Linked DNA regions of Mus musculus: regions 1 and 2 are each linked to region 3. Evidence: chromatin loops called from intact Hi-C (ENCODE). Cell type or tissue: heart. All regions are shown on one strand.

What was found. Hi-C counts contacts between places; a loop is a spot of excess contacts. Peaks named below come from ENCODE experiments on the same cell type or tissue, not always from the same donor. Only the 100,000 strongest peaks of a DNase experiment are listed, where the experiment ranks them.
Region 1: a loop joins it to region 3, with 2.3 times the contacts of the local background. A loop is called at or near these places in 4 of 42 quality-filtered maps.
Region 2: it touches region 3 in a loop (3-fold over the local background); 10 of 42 quality-filtered maps call a loop at or near these places.

The regions. Positions count from the first base shown.
Region 1 is chr6:29,369,325-29,371,824 of GRCm38, reverse strand. All of the region lies in intron 5 of Calu (calumenin), which reads right to left. Among named protein-coding and RNA genes, the nearest start is that of Opn1sw, 9.9 kb to the left of the region's middle. In heart, a CTCF peak has its summit at 1,390 (motif pointing left); no DNase peak of the experiment used is centred here.
Region 2 is chr6:29,387,308-29,389,807 of GRCm38, reverse strand. It overlaps n-TPagg6 (a tRNA gene), which reads right to left and starts at 984; the gene lies at 913-984. In heart, no CTCF peak of the experiment used is centred here; a DNase peak (open chromatin) is centred at 1,097; H3K4me3 peaks cover 1,064 bases; H3K27ac peaks cover 1,076 bases; H3K27me3 peaks cover 217 bases.
Region 3 is chr6:29,483,945-29,486,444 of GRCm38, reverse strand. It overlaps Kcp (kielin/chordin-like protein), which reads left to right. Exons shown (of 38, transcript NM_001029985.4): 32 at 885-1,027; 33 at 1,270-1,442; 34 at 1,523-1,634; 35 at 1,729-1,830; 36 at 2,351-2,500. Among named protein-coding and RNA genes, the nearest start is that of Atp6v1fnb, 14 kb to the right of the region's middle. In heart, a CTCF peak has its summit at 1,165 (motif pointing right); DNase peaks (open chromatin) are centred at 1,234 and 1,384; H3K4me3 peaks cover 1,026 bases; H3K27ac peaks cover 728 bases; H3K27me3 peaks cover 1,806 bases.

The DNA of each region.
Region 1 (2,500 bases), 110 kb after region 3:
AATTCTAAATTCTCAAGGAAACTGCACTTACTAACCAACACCTAGCTAAGTGCACTAAGCCAGTGGCCTTCAGTCAGGACAAGCAGAAGAACACCCAGAGTACACTGAGAAGGGACAACCGTCAAAGAATCAGATCCCTGATTCTCAACTTCAGCACTCTTACAATGTGGCTTACAATGTGGCTTCTACCCGGTTTCCCTTCTTAGAATAGCCATCTTCTTCACTTGTAATGAAACCTAATAGAGTAGAAGAAGCTCTAGAGATGATTAAAAACAGTGGTGTTGGTCTTTAGAAGGCAGACAGGCAGGAAAATTGTTAACAAATACTTTCACATGTGAAGAGACTTCTAATTTTTTGTGTGTAAATAAAACAAAAACAGTCTAAATTTTAGCTATGAGATCATTAAACACAATTTTGGTGATGAATTACATCATAAATTTTGGCACAGAACTAAAGACACTAGGAGAACAAAGCATGGCTGCCACACATCTCCACTCTACAGACAGGGCTTCTGTGGTTTCTCTTCTTTTAATTATGTGTGTGTGCCTGCATGTGTGGGGCAGCAGGCGCCTAAAGAGTTCAGAAGGTAGTGTCTAATGCCCTGGAGCTAGAGTTTCGGTGGTAGTTCAGTAGTGAGCTATCTGAAGTAGGTGCTGGGAACCAATTTTGGATCCTCTGTGAGAGCAGCTTTAACCCTGAGACCTCGTTCAGGGTAATGACATACAATGCTATTTACAAATAGAAAGCTAGATGGAAAAAATTAACAGATATATTTTTGTTTTTTTTTATGGTGACATGTGTACAGTAAGTGCTATTTTCTTCCATTGGTTTTGAGGCAGGGTTTTAGTCTAGATAGGCCTTAAACTGGAGACATTCCTCCTGCCTCAGCCACTCAGCTCTGTATTAACAATTTAAGAACAATTTGATCTGTCAAGACATTTAAAACACTAAGCTTAACTCTGGAAAACAATATTTTAATTTAGATACACAATAAACTTGCAAGTAATTATGTCAGAACAATTAAAGCTTCCAAGATAAAACAAACCAAGAAAAACCACAAATATGTTTGTGAAAAATAAAAATAAATAAAATCCAAATAGTAGAGAATAGATTATATTTTCATTTTCTCAAGGCAACACTATTTCTGTCTATATTTTGACTGGTAAACAGGATGAACATCCCTACAAAATTAAACAAAAATCAACTGCAATCAAGGAATGGTTAAGTGTTGCCAACCAAATATTGGCATTTGAAATTATATATAGAGGGGGCTGGAGAGATGGCTCAGTGGTTAAGAGCACTGACTGCCCTTCTAAAGGTCCTCAGTTCAAATCCCACCAACTACAGTGGCTCTTAACCATCTGTAATGAGATCTGACGCCCTCTTCTGGTATGTCTTCAGACAGCTACAGTGTACTTGCATATAATAAATAAATGTTTAAAACAAAACAAAGAAATGACATAGGGCTGGACTAGAGCTGAGTGGCAGAGACCCTACCTAACGAGTCAAAGCCCTGGGCCTGACCTCCAGTACCTAACACATACACATCAACAAAAATAAATAAATGTGTTTCCAGTTTAATGAAGGAAAATATGTATATATTTTACATATTTGCCTCTATGCATGCATCTATAACTCAAAGTACTATTTTCCCTTTAACAACTAATGAATGCGAAAATAACAGCCGGATGTGATGATGCACACCTTTAATCAGATGGCAGGAGGCAGGGGCATGTTGAGCAGCCTGGTCTACATAGTGAGTCTCGGGATAGCCAGAGCTACATAGTGGCACCCCGCCTCAAAATCCAGCCATTAACATTTACTGAGTGCTCACGTATGCAGGCATTGAGACCAGCATCCTACTTACCACTTTTGTTTTCACTATGAAAACTTTCCTACAGAAGTAGGAAAGAAAGTCCACAGACCCACCACTTAGCCATCATCAACTCAATAGCTGCCAGTTTCTGCCATATGTTCATGTGACACCCTCGCCCCAATGAATTATTTTAGGGCAAATTCTAACCACATATCTCCATGTCCTTTTGAATATAGCTTTACAAATGAAGGACATTTCTTACATAACCATGATGCTATTACCACAGTTTATAAAGCCAATCCTGTGCATCATCTAATATCCATTCCAAGTTTAAACTTCTGAATTACTTTTTAAGAGCTGGTGTATTTCAACCTCACAAAATCCTCCTGCCTCAGCCTAAGTGTTGTGATAACAAGCAGGGGCTGCCACACCCACTTTGTAATATTTATTTACTTATTTATTTAATATATGAGTACGCTGTAGCTGTCTTCAGACACCCTAGAAGAGGGCATCAGATCTCACTACAGATGGTTGTGAGCCACCATGTGGTTGCTGGGAATTGAACTCAGAACCACTGGAAGAGCAGTCAGTGCTCTTAACCGATGAGTCATCTCTCCAGCCTCACTTTATTAGTCTTTTAGAAGTCGAATTAAATATTTTACAGACAACTTTAAAATATGTAAG
Region 2 (2,500 bases), 97 kb after region 3:
AGTGTGTGCATGGGTGTGGGGCTCTGCACTGGAGTACGGGCAGCCTACCAGGGGCTCCAAGCCAGAACACGACTGACTCTCCCTTCCCCAGCAGCTCCCCAGCTAGGTATGGGGACAGGGGACAGGCAGTGTTCTGAGCAAGCACCTAAACGCTTGTATCTTGTATCCGTGTCCAGGATGGTTGAGTCCGTAGGAGAAACACATTGATGGTCGCATCACAGAGTTACCAATGCATCTGTACTTCCTGTTTGGAAACGGTAGAAAAAGCTGGGAAATCCTACACAAATCATAGTATTGTGTTGATTCTTCAGTAGATCGCTCTCTTGTGCTTACTCTCTCCACCCCCTTCTCTCCTTCTTCCCTTTTTTTTTTTTGTTTTTGTTTTATTTTTGTTTGTTTTATTTGAGACATGGTTTCTCTGAGTAGCCCTGGCTGTCCTGGAACTCACTCTGTAGACCAGGACCTCGAACTCAGAAATCTGTTTGCCTCTGCCTCCTGAGTGCTGGGATTAAAGGCGTGCCCTCTTTCCTTTTTCATCTCTTTCTTTCATCTTTCTTTCTTTGGCGGAATTCCCTCACCTACCCTGGTTTCCTGAAACACCGCTGTAAGACTCTTTCTTTCATTTGTGTGGTATTTGTAGGAATTTCAAGGTTCAAGAACCTGGCTTTCATGTGCTTTTGTGAGGCTCCAGCCCCCTGTAGATGATCCAAAGTCCCCTTCCCTCACACAGGAAGCCCAGTGGATGCTTTAAAACCATGCTTGTCCTGTTTGACCACGTGGAAACAACCACATATATAGACTAAGACTCCGAGGTGACTGACAGTTGGCCGTCAAGATCCTTTAACCAGATCTCTGGCAAGAGCAGGCTGTGCATGTGGAAGTTGGCCAAGGGGGAGCAAAAAATGATAAGCAGGGCTCGTCCGGGATTTGAACCCGGGACCTCTCGCACCCTAAGCGAGAATCATACCCCTAGACCAACGAGCCACTGGCGGTTACTCCTGGCCAGATGTATCCTCTCTACCACATCATCAACATTAACTGCACTAGTGGTTCCTAGGACCGGTTTCTCTGCTGCTCCTCTCAAGCTGGCTCCCAGCCCAGGCAGGCAGTGCTCCAGCAGGCTTTGATCTCCTCAGTCACACAGCCACTCCTCTGCCTAGGACTTCACCCAGAGCTCATACTTCCAAACTCACTGTTGGAAGAAGGGAAGAGAGGGCCAGGCAGGCCCCAGCAGATACTTCTTTGTCTTAGGAGTTATTGCTGTCAATTCCAAGCTGCTCTTTTTTCTTAGCTCCTGGTTAGACCACCAGGAAAAGATGCTTCATACCTGGTAAACTCTTGGGCGCCAGCCCAGACGCCGGACCTGGCACACCCTTGTCTAGGCCACCTTGGCTAACCTACTGCATCTCCTTCCATCTGGAAAGGCAGGTCCTGCCCTGTCTCCCTTAAGGGTGATGGTGAGGTAGGTGATGGAGCGTATAAAATGCTCTACAACAGAAACGGGTGATTGTGGTAACCTAAGACGGGAGGGGGGTGGGGTTGTAGGGATCGGGGTGGAGCTGGAGGTGGGAGGGGTTGGGGATGGGCGGAGATGGGCGGGGTGGAGGAGTACCTAACAGAAGAGAGGCCTTACTGCCTGCTGCGGGCCGGGCATGTGCTGTGTGCTTTACCAGTCTCTTAACTTTGGCCCATGTTCTCTGCTGTAAGACAAGGACACTCGCCTGCACTTGCCATGTGCCCACCTGTTACAAGAATGCTTCCTCTTGCCTAGCTTCAGCCTCTGCTGCCATCTGCATCTGAAGTCGCTTTAAATGCAGGACACACAGCTTCTCGGACTTTCTAGAAAACTGGAGACAGGAGTCTGTCCTCACACACCTCCACACCAAACAGCCCCTGCTGGGGGTGGGGGTGGGGCAGGGAAGCTGCTAAGTGTTAACTCCAAAATCAGTTCTTACTGATGACAGGAGATGGGGTTTGAGGCCAGGCTGTGGCACAGCCTTTCAATTGAGGCTCGAGAGAGGAGGCCGATGTCAGCAGGGATTATGTAGCACATTTCAGGCTCCCCCCTCCCCCGGGGGGACTGCATGGTGAGACCCTATCTCAAGAAGAGGAGGAGATAGTTTGTTCTAGAGCCAAATATGAGAGACCACGACCCAAGAACATAGAATCAGGTTGCCTTAAATACCATTTTCCAGAGTGGTGGCAGTTTCATGAAGCTTTTATAGTTATAGAACAAGAACGTAAGCAATCCGAGTCCCTTTCAGATGCACTGATGGGACTATAAGGTGGATAGGTTAGAACAGAGTGGGGGACATCTCTGCTGGGGTTTCAGCTGCTATCTGATGGCAGTCTTAGTCTATGGATGGTGGAAGCTAGTGGTCTGTTAATACATCTCAAGTGTTTCAAGTGATAGTCACAAGGGTACTAGGTCAGACATAGAGGTGGGCAATGAATGGCTATTAATGTGGATCAAGACAGCTCAAGATAATTAGCCTCAGAT
Region 3 (2,500 bases):
AGGCCACAGAGATTGCAGGTCATGGCCTGGGTCTTAGTTAGGGTTTCTTTTGCTGTGAAGAGCTCTCATGACTGTGGCAACTGTTATAAAGGAAAATAATTGGGGCTGGCTTACAGGTTCAGAGGTTTAGGCCATTATCATCGTGGCAGGAAGCATGGTGGCCTGCAGGCAGTCACAGGGCTGGAGAAGAGGCTGAGAGTTCTACATCTGAATCTACAGGCAGCTGGAAGAGAGAGTCACACTGGGTCTTGCTTGTAAAACCTTAACCCCACCCCCACCCCCCATGGCGCACTTCCTCCAGCAAGGCCACACCTCTAATAATGCCACTCCCTGTCATTCTATGGGGGGGTGCATTTTCACTCAAATCACCACAGCCTGGCTCCTGTGGGAAATCCCTCTACAATGACATCTGTCTTTAGGACCATGTGGAGTGTACCTTGAGAAGAGCCAAGAGCTCTCCTGTCCTTATGGCTAAAGGTGCTTAAAGCTGGCATGGTCCTCAAGCAGTGCCAAGGGGAGGGATGTGTTGATGGAGGAAGAGTAACATAGCTAAGTCCTCTCTGTTGGCCCTACAAGAACACCCAACAGTGCAGGTGGAAATGGAGCCTGGCCTCAACTCCTTGTCCAGCAGAACAATGCCTCTGCCACCCACATGGGCCATATTTGCTGGTGGATGCTAGACCCACCTCCCTTTGCCCGACGTTCCTCAGATCACGAGTGGCAGGTGCAGGTTATTCAAGTGTTGCTGGGGTCCTGCCGACTCTCCAGCCATCACTCTCCAGCTGATATCCTCCACCACACAGTCTAAGAAGGAGAAATGGATGTCTGTCCAGAAACACTGCTGTGTTTGGGCAGGGTACTGAACCTGTCTCGTTTCTCCTCAGACCCTACCCAGTCATGCATGCATCAGGGTCGCTGGGTGGCCTCTGGAGAACAGTGGGCAGTGGATGCCTGCACCAGCTGCTCCTGTGTGGCTGGTACTGTGCACTGCCAGACCCAGCGCTGCAGGAAGCTCGCATGTAGCCGGGTGAGTGCCTTGGTTCAAGGTGGTAGGACTAGGGCACAAGGGCACTGCCTCCCCAGAGCGATGAGAGGGGCTTTGGGTTTCTGTTGCCATCCATGAACTACTAGCGGAGCCAGGGCTGGTGCTGTTCCTGGAGTGACCACCAGGGGGTGAACCTGGGTTCAAGGGATCAGTGAGACCACCAGAGGGCTGAGACTTGACAGGGGAAGTGTCCTGTGACTGAATCTGTTTGGGTCGGGGGCCAGGATGAGGTCCCTGCCCTGAGTCCCGGCAGCTGCTGTCTCCGCTGTTTGCCCCGGCCGGCTTCCTGCATGGCCTTCGGAGACCCCCATTACCGCACCTTCGATGGCCGCCTGTTGCACTTCCAAGGCAGCTGCAGCTACGTGCTGGCCAAGGACTGCCACGGCGAGGACTTCAGGTACGAACCCCTTTCTCTACTCCGTGACACCTTAACCTGGCACCTCTGACCTCTGGCACCCGGGCCCTTCCTCCTCTTAGTGTGCACGTGACTAATGATGACCGGGGCCGGAGGGGTGTGGCCTGGACCCAAGAGGTAGCAGTGCTGTTGGGAACCGTGGCTGTGAGGCTGCTGCAGGGCAGGACAGTCATGGTGAGCTAAGGACCCAGGGAAGGTCAGTGCTACACAGTTCACCTGTCTGATCCGACATGGCCCCTTCCTTCCCCTCCCCCTCCCCCTTTTCCAGGTGGACCAGCACACAGTGACCTTGCCCTTCCTCCGGGAGCCACTGCTGTACATTGAGCTTCGTGGTCACACTGTGATCCTGCATGCCCAGCCTGGGCTTCAGGTATAGACAGAGGGCAAAACAGGGTGGTCCTGGCACCTCAGCACTTCTAACGCTTCTGTAACTTCCAACGCGTCTGCCTGGTAGGAGGAGGAGAAGGCAGGGGTGAGAAAGTATAAAGTCGGTGGGGATCAGGAGGCAGTCAAGGTGTTCTGAGGACTCTCCCACCTCCCATGTGGGAAAATGATGATCTCTTGCTCGCAGCCCGAGCCATAACTTACAACCCCAAGCTGTGTGCACTTGATCCAAACTCTGATGGCGTTGTACCTTCCTTAAGGCCCCAGGGCAGTGATTCTCAGGAAGAGGGTTTTGTTCCACCTGGAGTCCAGTTGAAAGATGCAGTGGGCAGCTCTCCCACGAGCATTTGGTCAGGCTGTATAACAAGGTACACAGGCTAGGGAAGTGGCCCTTCCATCCCACAGTGCACCTGTCCATCCCACAGCAGGGAGACTATCAAATTAGCTCGTGAACTCCTTGGGGTCTCCGTCCTTCCCCCTCCCTAGTCCCAAGCCTCTTTGCACAGGTGCTGTGGGACGGGCAATCCCAGGTGGAGGTGAGAGTTCCCAGCTCCTACCGGGGCCAGACTTGTGGTCTCTGTGGGAACTTCAATGGCTTTGCCCAGGATGATCTGCAGGGTCCGGATGGGAGGCTCCTGCCCACAGAGGCTTCGTTT